Regions from separate parts of the Homo sapiens genome. Here region 2 is linked to region 1. Evidence: chromatin contacts called from ENCODE Hi-C data. All regions are on one chromosome and are shown on one strand. The core of a region is the stretch at or near the end of the contact, and the rest is flanking DNA. Distances in the headings are between cores, read along the strand shown. Region 1 has its middle 66 kb from the start of IRX6. Region 2 overlaps FTO (FTO alpha-ketoglutarate dependent dioxygenase).

Evidence for each region. Hi-C counts contacts between places; a loop is a spot of excess contacts on that map.
Region 2: a loop to region 1 is called in a map of Right ventricle myocardium inferior, with 3 times the contacts of the local background. The contact joins two enhancer-like sites. A Hi-C loop is called at or near these places in 2 of 168 maps with a recorded cell type or tissue (Right ventricle myocardium inferior and psoas muscle).

Annotation. Positions count from the first base shown.
Region 1 is chr16:55,388,473-55,392,913 of GRCh38, forward strand. No RefSeq gene overlaps it. Among named protein-coding and RNA genes, the nearest start is that of IRX6, 66 kb to the left of the region's middle. RefSeq lists an enhancer at 2,032-3,354. Within about 2 kb of position 1,344, at least 6 of the 41 ENCODE cell types and tissues checked have a DNase peak (open chromatin) inside an H3K27ac peak, as active enhancers do; they include psoas muscle, where a contact is called at or near this core.
Region 2 is chr16:53,964,366-53,969,365 of GRCh38, forward strand. The region is part of intron 8 of FTO (FTO alpha-ketoglutarate dependent dioxygenase); the gene reads left to right. Among named protein-coding and RNA genes, the nearest start is that of FTO-IT1, 73 kb to the right of the region's middle. Within about 2 kb of position 2,991, at least 2 of the 41 ENCODE cell types and tissues checked have a DNase peak (open chromatin) inside an H3K27ac peak, as active enhancers do; they include psoas muscle, where a contact is called at or near this core.

The DNA of each region.
Region 1 (4,441 bases), core at 94-2,593:
TGAGTGGAGAAATGGCCCGCTCGATCCTGGGTCAGCTTCCCCACATTCCCAGCTCTCTGCAGCGCAGTCTCCAGTGGGGAGGAAAGATGCTTGGAGCTCCTAAAATAGTCCCAGACCCTGGGTGTGAAAGCCACTGTTTCATTCTTTGGTCCAATAGACAGGCTTAATGACTTCTATTTAACATATAAATGTGACTGTAATACCAGTGCCTAATTGGCTCACATTTAAGGAACTTTCACTTTGGCCAAGCATGAACTAACTCCTTTAATTGTCCCAATCCCTCTAATGAGGTGAAGTCTATTATTATCCCCATTTTATAGTTGAGAAAGCTGAGACACACAGAGAGGAGGAGTAACTGATATTCCACGGCTAAGGTGGCACAGAGCTAGGGTTCAAACCCGTGTCATTGACTCTAGGTCTGTGTGCATAACTGCTAGGCCATGCTGCCTCTGGAAAAAAATAACAAAACAACTTGTGTTTTTTTTTTTTTTGGAAGTATCCAAATCAACAGAGCATAAATTACCTGGTCAGTTGCTTGTGGGAGAACAACGTGTGGGGGATTTGGAATGCCAGGGCAAGAACTTTGACCTTTACTCTTAGTGGCTTCCCAGAGTGCAGTATCCAGTCCCCTTGGGACCCATCAACAGAATTCAAAACAATATTTAGTAGTTATATTGTTTATTTTAAGGTTTATTATAAACAAATTTAACTTCATATATTATATAACTGGTAAAAAAGATAATTCTCATTTAAGAAAAAAATAATTTTTCACACTGCCCTGTAACCCTGTGTATCAGGCATTGTTCTAAGTGCTCTGTGTTTTAACTCTTAATCATTATAATAAGGCTGTATGACAGGCACTATTGTTTATTTTGCTTACAAATGAGGAAACTGAGGCACAGAGATGAACTTCTGCTAGATCTCACAGCCAGCAGACAGCAGAGCAGAGATTTGAACCTAGACACTTGTTTCCAGACTCTGTGCTCTTAACGATTGTGCTAAGTGATTAGGAGGAGAGGAGGTTGCAACATGGCGGAAATCATGATGGTGACTGACTCAGGTTGACACCTGCTGTGGGGATGTAGTCCATCATGTCCTCTTCACAAGGACTTCCGGGAGAGGTTGCCCAGAAGCCAGCTCGTGGCCATGCAAGGGGCATTGGCAGCAAAGCAGCACTTCTTAGCCAGCATGGCAGAATTCCCAGCACATTTCAAGGATCAGATGTCCACATCCGAGATGAACCCAGCCCTTGGTGTTCAAAATCACTTTAAGGGGAAGTAGAGCTTTTTCTTTCATGTACCTGGACCAGTAGTTCACTTACTCTGAAAGTCAAGAGGCCCCATGGACTGCCCAGCCCAGCTGCTGTGGAATGTGGCAGAGAAAGAGGGTGAGAGGGCCTGGATGACTCCCATGCTGGGAGTATTATGCAAACGTGGGAGAAAAAAACATGCTTCCTCTCCTGGCCTACAGGAGCGCTTGAAAGCCTGCTCATCTGCAAGCCCTAGGGCTGGACTCTACATCACAGCAGTGGATACTCCATCTCCATTGAGAACCCGATGACTGGTGAGTTTCCTACCTGGGTCGCCCTTACCTAGGATCCTCACTTCCACCTCAACCCACCTGCTTTCCTGTAAACCCCACGGAAGGAGAGGTTCTGTCATGAGCACTTCCCTGGTCCTGTGTAGTCACTAAGCATCTGATGCCTGATCCAGAAGAACAGAGTGACCACCAGCCCAGACTCGGTCACCAAAAGGACTTTCCTAGACTTGGTCACCAGCTTCAACTTTCCCAGCTTCCTACTAAATAGCCTTGGGCAAGCCCCACGAACCCCTTGTGCTTATTTTCTTCATATGTAAGGGGTGACAGCAGACCCACCTCACATGGATATTGTGAGGATTAAAGGGATAATGTATGGAAAATATTTAACCCAGTACTGGGCACACATTAAAAGCTAGATAAATAACAGCCACGACTCCTGACACTATTCATACAAGTTTCAAGTTTGATGGCCGAGATCTGGAGTTTGGAAACTTGCAAGCCTAATTTACAAGGCTACGACCCCCGCCTGTGTTGGGTTCTGCATGCAGCAGCTACTTCAACCTTCCAGACTTGATGCCATCTTCACTTTAATAGATCAGCTTTCCCTTTCTGGTCTTGACAAGTCCTTACTTTACCTAATGGGAGGCCACAAGGAGCAATTCTTTGAAAGGAAAGGGGGAGACATCCTTAGAAAGGCATCTAAAAAGCTGCCATTTCGGTGCCGAGAGAAGGCCATAGGCACTCTCTCAATGACACATGCACAAAAGCTCTTGTTGTGGACACAAATAAGAAAAGTTGAACCCCTCGCCCGGTGTAATTCACTTCATTTATTGACCCGAGTTCTCTCCCTGCAACCCTTGATTCCTTTGAATTTGTCAGCAGTTCAGAGACCCCTGGCATTCAACATGATTTGTAATGTAAATTATATAATTGTACTTTCACATATTTTAACATCAAATGAAATGATTGACTACAGAATCGGAGCTGTCTACAGGTGGGGGCCAATTACCATCTGAATAATCACAGTGCCACACAAGAATAGCATAGCCGCTGAGCGTGACATATTTTTATCTCTATGCATTTCAATGAAGTCAGGCTAGTACATAAAAGGTTATCACCTAGGAAACATATTTTCCTAAGCACAAGTTAAACATGCAAGTGAGATCAGCAAAGATATTCAATTTAGCCAGTCAACCCTAACCTATTAATATTTTAACAAAATCCAGGGAGGATAATTTTTTTCTTTGATCCCATTTCATGTGAGCAGCCGGGAAAGGGAAGAAAAATTAAAAACAAAATAGTCAAGCATACAGAATGAGGTTATGTATTAAGTGGGCTATTTAATGTTTCTGGCATTTCATAGCCCAGGGGAAAGTGTGGATGGATTTAACAATCAAGAGCTGTGTTCCCTTGGCCACAAAGTTCGAGAAACATAAAATAATCTATACTTCCAAGCTGACAAATCGTACCTGACACCCAGCTTCATCTCACCGGGACTCCTGAGATCAGCATTAATCATATGTTACAGGGAGTAAAAAGAAAAGTAAATCACACCACGCTGAAAAGTGAGATGGAAGGTCTTCGGGCAAGGATTTTAATCAATAATATGTGGGATGATAACCAGAAGCTATTGTTTTAATCTTCCAATATGAAAAGAAATAAATGCAAAACACGAAGCTACCAGGGGCCAAGCGGCTTCCATGATGCCTTGTAAGAACCAAAAACAGTTTGGCAGCTCAACTTTCTAGTTTGATTCATGACAACAAACTAACAAACGATTTCTTTTTAAAGAGACAGAGTCAAGTGCATTCTTCAGGTTTCCTGTTTCTGGAGCCTTAGCTATTGCTCAGGTCTCAGGACATGGGTTCTGGATTGCTTGGTTTTCCTTGTGCAGGTTTTTTCATGTTTTGCATGTCTGACATCTATTCATGCTTCTTCTCCTAACATCACCTCCTTTCTCCAGCCCCACCATCAGTTCTTGTGGTTTGGGCTGTGTTTTTACTAATGGTTCCAGAGAAAAACTGGTATAACAGTGATTAGATCAGGGATGGATATGTGCTGTATTTGAGCCCTGAAATGCAGGCGTGGGAGTTCATGGTAGTACTGTCATAAAAGAGGCTGTTGTGGTTTGAGGCTGTGTCCCCACAAAATTCACATGTTGAAGTCCTGACCCCCACTGCTCCATAATGTGACTTTATTTAGAAACAGGGTCATTGCTCATGAGATTAGTTAAGATGAAGTCACACTGGAGTAGGGTGGAACCCTAGTCCAATATGACTGGTGTCCTTATTAAAAGGGGAAATTTGGACAAAAACAGACATGCACACAGAGAGAATGCCATATGAAGATGAAGGCAGAGATTGAGGTGATACTGCTACAAGCTAAGGAATACCAGAGACTTCCAGGAATACCAGAGACTTCCAATAAATCACCGGTAGCCAGGGAAGACCGAAACAGCTCCCTCCTCACAGCCCTCAGAAGAAACCAACCCTGCTGATAACCTTGATCTCAGACTTCCAGCCTCCAGAACTGTAAGACGATCAGTTTCTGTTGATTAGGCCTCTCAGGGTGCGGTACCTTGTTACAACAGCACTAGCAAAGTAATACAAAGGCTCATTCTCTCTTATTATCATGTACTTAGAACCTTGATGATTTAAGCTTGACATGGCTAAGATTTATCTTGCCTGTGAATGGTGCCAACACGTGAGAAAGTTGACCAAATACCTAAGTAGATGCCTACCTCATGCAGATGTTGCTCATACCTCTGGATCCAGCCATACCTGAAGTTTTATCTCTGACTTTGCAGTTATGTGATCTATTAAATTTCCACTTTTACTTAAACTGGTTAGAATTGAGTGTTCATCACTTACAACCAAAGGAACCCTAAATGATTTATTCTCAA
Region 2 (5,000 bases), core at 1,741-4,240, 1.4 Mb before region 1:
AGGCCATAGTTTACCAACCCCTAGTTGAGGCCAGGAGGAAGGGTTATGTTTAAGGGAACCAGAACACAACCAATATGTTGTATTCTTTTTTCATTTGTTGTTCATGTAAATTGCTGGTGAGAGAGATGTTCTCTCAGCAGAACTTGAAACCATTTTCATTGGCTGGGGTTTAATATTTTTTTAAATCTCTTGTTTAAGCACATACTAAAAGTGTCCATGTTCTTTCCATTAAATGTGTTGGTTGCCTTCCCAGACTTCAAATTGCAGTGAATTTATCCCCAAAAGATGTTTGGTATCAATTCTCAAGATGCAATTTGAATGTAGTCTGCTTCTATAATGGAAACAGTATTCCAAATCTTCATTATTTAAGTTTCATAGAAAATAATGAATCATTGAATTGGTTATTACTCAACATTGTTAAGGCATATACTGAATTCTTTGTTTTCTTGTCTTATAGCCTTATATCAGCTCAAAGGATAAAATAGTATGAAGATTTCATTTTATGGATACATATGAGACATTAGATTATTATTTTCTAGCTAAATCGTGGTAAACACAAATTATATTATAATGAAGCTTTTTTCCCAATAAGCATTTTATAAGAGGAAAACCTGAAAACAAACAACAATCAGCAAAAAGTTTATGAGTCATTCACCCTAACAATTGTAATAGTTTCCTTGTTACTCCATTCCTGTAGTGATGAACCCCCCGCCCTTTTTTTGTTTTGAGATGGAGTCTCCCTCTGTTGCCCAGGCTGGAGTGCAGTGGCGTGATCTCGGCTCACTGCAACCTCCGCCTCCTGGGTTCAAGCGATTCTCCTGCCTCAGCCTCCCAAGTAGCTGGGACTACAGGCATGCGTCACCACGCCTGGCTTGTTTTTTTGTATTTTTAGTAGAGACGGGGTTTCACCATATTGGCCAGGTTGGTCTTGAACTCCTGACCTTGTGATCCGCCCACCTTGGCCTCCCAAAGTGCTAGGATGACCCCCTTTTATAAAACGTCCCATCATGTTAGCTCCATATAGTAGGGATTAGTGACATCAAATTCTTTTTGGGAATTTATAGTGGCACTAGGGGTAGCAGTATCATTTAACTGTGTGGCATGTTTGGGTAGGTAGCTTTTCTGTTTAAAAGTAATCACCCTTCCCCACCCAAGGGCAACTGTACTGGGGATGGAGGAGAGGTGTCAGCAGAAATTGCATTCTCAACATCTCAACTTCCTTGCTCCCTGCCTAAGTGCCTCCTGAACCATCAGCTTACTATAACTAAAGTTTCTTGTGTTCTCTTGATTTATCTCATGCTGTACCTGTGAAATATTTAGTTACCCTCATTCTCTCTTTTCTCTCTGTTTTCTAGAGCAACGACATAGGGCAGTGGAAAAAGAATGAGTTTTGGAGTCAAAACCCCTGTTATCTTGGAAAAGCCATTTAACTTCCTTGACCTTCAGTTTCATCTTGTGTAAAATCAGAATAATAATGCCAACCTTATAGAGTAATTTTGAAACTTTTTTTTTTTTTTTTTGAGTTAGAGTCTTCCTCTGTCACCCAGGCTGGAGTGCAGTGGCACGATCTCGGCTCACTGCAACCTCTGCCTCCCGGATTCAAGAGATTCTCCTGCCTCAGCCTCCTAAGTAGCTGGGATTACAGGCATACGCCACCACGCCTAACTAATTTTTGTGTTTTTAGTAGAGATGGGGTTTCACCATGTTGGCCAGGCTGATCTCGAACTCCTGGCCTCAAGTGATCCGCCCACCTTGTCCTCCCAAAGTGCTGGGATTACAGGTGTGAGCCACCATGGCAGCTGTAATTTTGAAACTTAATGAGGATGTATATTTAAGTGCTTTGCAAATTGTGTTTATAATGTATTTGTTATTTTTACTGTTTAATTGTCTGCCCCTACCCTGTTCTGGAGAATCTTGTACCATCATTAAAATAAGTAAATCCATAGTGCTATTAATCTTGGAACATTCTATGTGGAATTGCCCATATGAAAAGCAGTTTGATTATGACAGAATGCCAGGCAGCAGTGTTCCCATTGTGTTGAATAAATGGCATCCCCACAATCACAATCTCAAATACCAAAATCAACAAGGAAAATTCCAAGCAGCTGCCTTTATAACTTCTGATTTGTGGGCCACATTTGAAACCACAGTTTGATTTCTCAGTCTACAACATTTTAATTCATAGAGCAGGTCTTTCTCTATTAGCACATTCTCAAGATCTTTTGTTGATCTTGGTTTCAGTTGCTCTGGAGAACAACTGCCTTCCAAAGCTCCCTTTTAAAGTAAATTTTCTTTTTAATAGCTAATTCTATTTAGAGGTGGACCAAGCCAAGAATAGCCTCCAAGTTCAGTGACCATCTTTGCAGTCATATACAAGTGATGCAATCACAAAAAGAAAGAAACTTAATTTTATGCCGCTAGATATGAAAGACAGGTAGCTATGAATGCATGGCTCCAGGACCTTCTGCCATGTCAAATGAGCTAAACCCTTCCCCGAAAGCCAGCCAGGAAAACGTATGATACCATTTGCAATGGTAGAATGTTGCATGCTGTTCTTCTGTAATTATAATGGCCTGATCCGTGTGGAGTGGGTGAGTCCTGCTTAACAATCGTTAATCTACTGAGTCTTCGTATCAGCCTCCCATCTTGAGGAGCAGCAGTTCTTGGCTGGATGAGTCGGTCTTTGATTTCATTATAATAAGGATAGCTTTGTTAAAATTCCGCTGCGCAGTGGTGCCTAAGGATTCTGGGAAAAGGTTTTTCTTTTTATTTTCCCCTTTTTTTGCACGGTGGGGATGAATTGTTTCTCTCTCTTCCATCCCCTAGGTTACTGTTTGTGCTCTCCCTTGATCTCCTGCTTGTCCCTTTATTTCTCCACGTTGTGAAAGTTTCTTTCTGTGTGACCAGGAGTCTGTTTAGCAGACCATATTGTGAGTGAAGGGCCAGCGTTTGTTGCCTGATTTTGGCAACGCTGGGTAGTCAGCTGGGATGTAATTAAGACTCTGAGAACAGGCTGTCTTCTCCACGGGAAGGGCATGTTAGATGGTGCTGGGATTTGGGGCTGTCAGTTTGGCCAAGGATGGAGACAGAGAGCTAGGGACAGAGATATTTCCTTTCATTTATAATCCCTTTATGTACAGTGTGTGCACTTGGCAAAGTTTACATATAACCTAGTGGCTAGAGCTTACAAGCCAACGCAGTGAAATTAGCATATGTTACATGTATTTTTTAGTAATATTTTAAAGCAAGTGCATATTTCCAAAGTGAATTATGCATGGATGACAGCAATAGGGTTGTGTTGCACTGGGTGTCAAATCCCACAACTTTTTGTCGAGACTGTGGGTTTTACACTAAAAAGGCAGAAAGACTAAACGAAGTAAAACAGTTTTAATTTTTAACAGTTTGGTTCGGCCCAAGGAGCCGGGCTGTGACAGATATAACTGACATTTGAATAATTGGATTAATTTAGAGAAGGGCAAATCCGGTTTTGACGGTTGTGCTTGTGTGTACATCTTTTTTTATTATTATTTGCAGGAATGGAGTTGTGTGGTTTAAATATACACTTTTTGTGCTGCCTAGCAAATCTTGAGAAAACATCACAAAATTTATGAAATTATCATTTAATTAATTTGTTTTAATTTATATGTATGTATATGTGTGTGTTCACATATTATGCAGCCTTCATATGTATATAAAAGAAATTCACCATATATACTTGATTCGGGTCTATCAGTGATATACATATATACACATTGCACATACAAGCACATTGTATGTGCACTTAGGAACTTAGTAAATCCAGCTTGAGATAATGTGCATGACTTCATAGGATGTATAGAAAATGTGCAGACAAGGAAGCTCACTGTGACATTGGCAAGCCCCTTTCCTCCCCATATCAATGTGTTGCAAAACATCACAGTGCAGAAGCAGAAAAGCCTAATTTGGTATCTGGGGTATCAGTAGCCAAATTCTACATGGTTGATTCCTCAGTCCTAAGTTCCTTCAGATTCATATGGCTTTTTAAGTTTCATATATGAAGATAATCTTGGCAACATAAAACCAAGTACAGCACCATCATCGCCACCCTCCTCCAGAAATTCTGGTAATGAAATACACCATCTAAAATCAGCAGGCCAAGTCTAGGACTCGTGGCAGGCAGTCTTGAATTGTGGCTGTGGGCTGGCTCTAAGAGCCTTTTCCCCAGCAGGACATTAATAGACATTAACACTCTCGGACAAGAAGTGTTGATGTGTGGTTTATAATGTTAGCACCCAGTTAGGCAGGTATAACACATGCTGTAGGAATCTTGTACCAACACATGTGTGTGTTGAGTCAGATTAATGAGAACCATAAAAGGAGAGACATTTCACTTGAGCTGGGGACCTCATCCTATCCTTTTACCAAGTAAACCAGTGCTCAGCTGGGTGGCAGTGTCCTGGTGGGATGTTTTCAATATTAGCATAAGGAGGATATTTGAAAGTTTTGTTTTGCTTTGTTGTTATGTGATCATGAAGCCCAAACTGTTAGTCAGTACAGCACATTCAAACTCCTTTTCATCTAGTACTGTTTGGCTCAGAGGAAAGGAAACTTTCACGATATTCACAACTACACTATGGGGCAAAAGTTATTATTTTCCTCTCTCAGATTTACCTGACCCTTCTTCAAGTGTTTCTGAATGATTCTGAGACACTTTCTGGTTTACTTTGTAAATGGGGCAATGAAGCATTCTTATCTCCTGACTGGTTCTCCTTAGAGAATTCTCAAAGCCTTTTAAAATTGTGTGTTTTTCTGGGGCAGCCTTGAAAGTCCCAGGAGTGAAGTTGCCATCTGTCCTTTATATTAAAAGAATCTTCTGTATTGTATACCTGATGTGCTTGTCCCAGAGATAGATATTGTTAATTAAAGGACAGCATTTGTCCTTTATCTGAAATAACTCTCTTGCCTGAATAACAGTTTCCCAAGCCTTAGGAAACAGGTAAGGACATTCGGCCCAGAGCCCT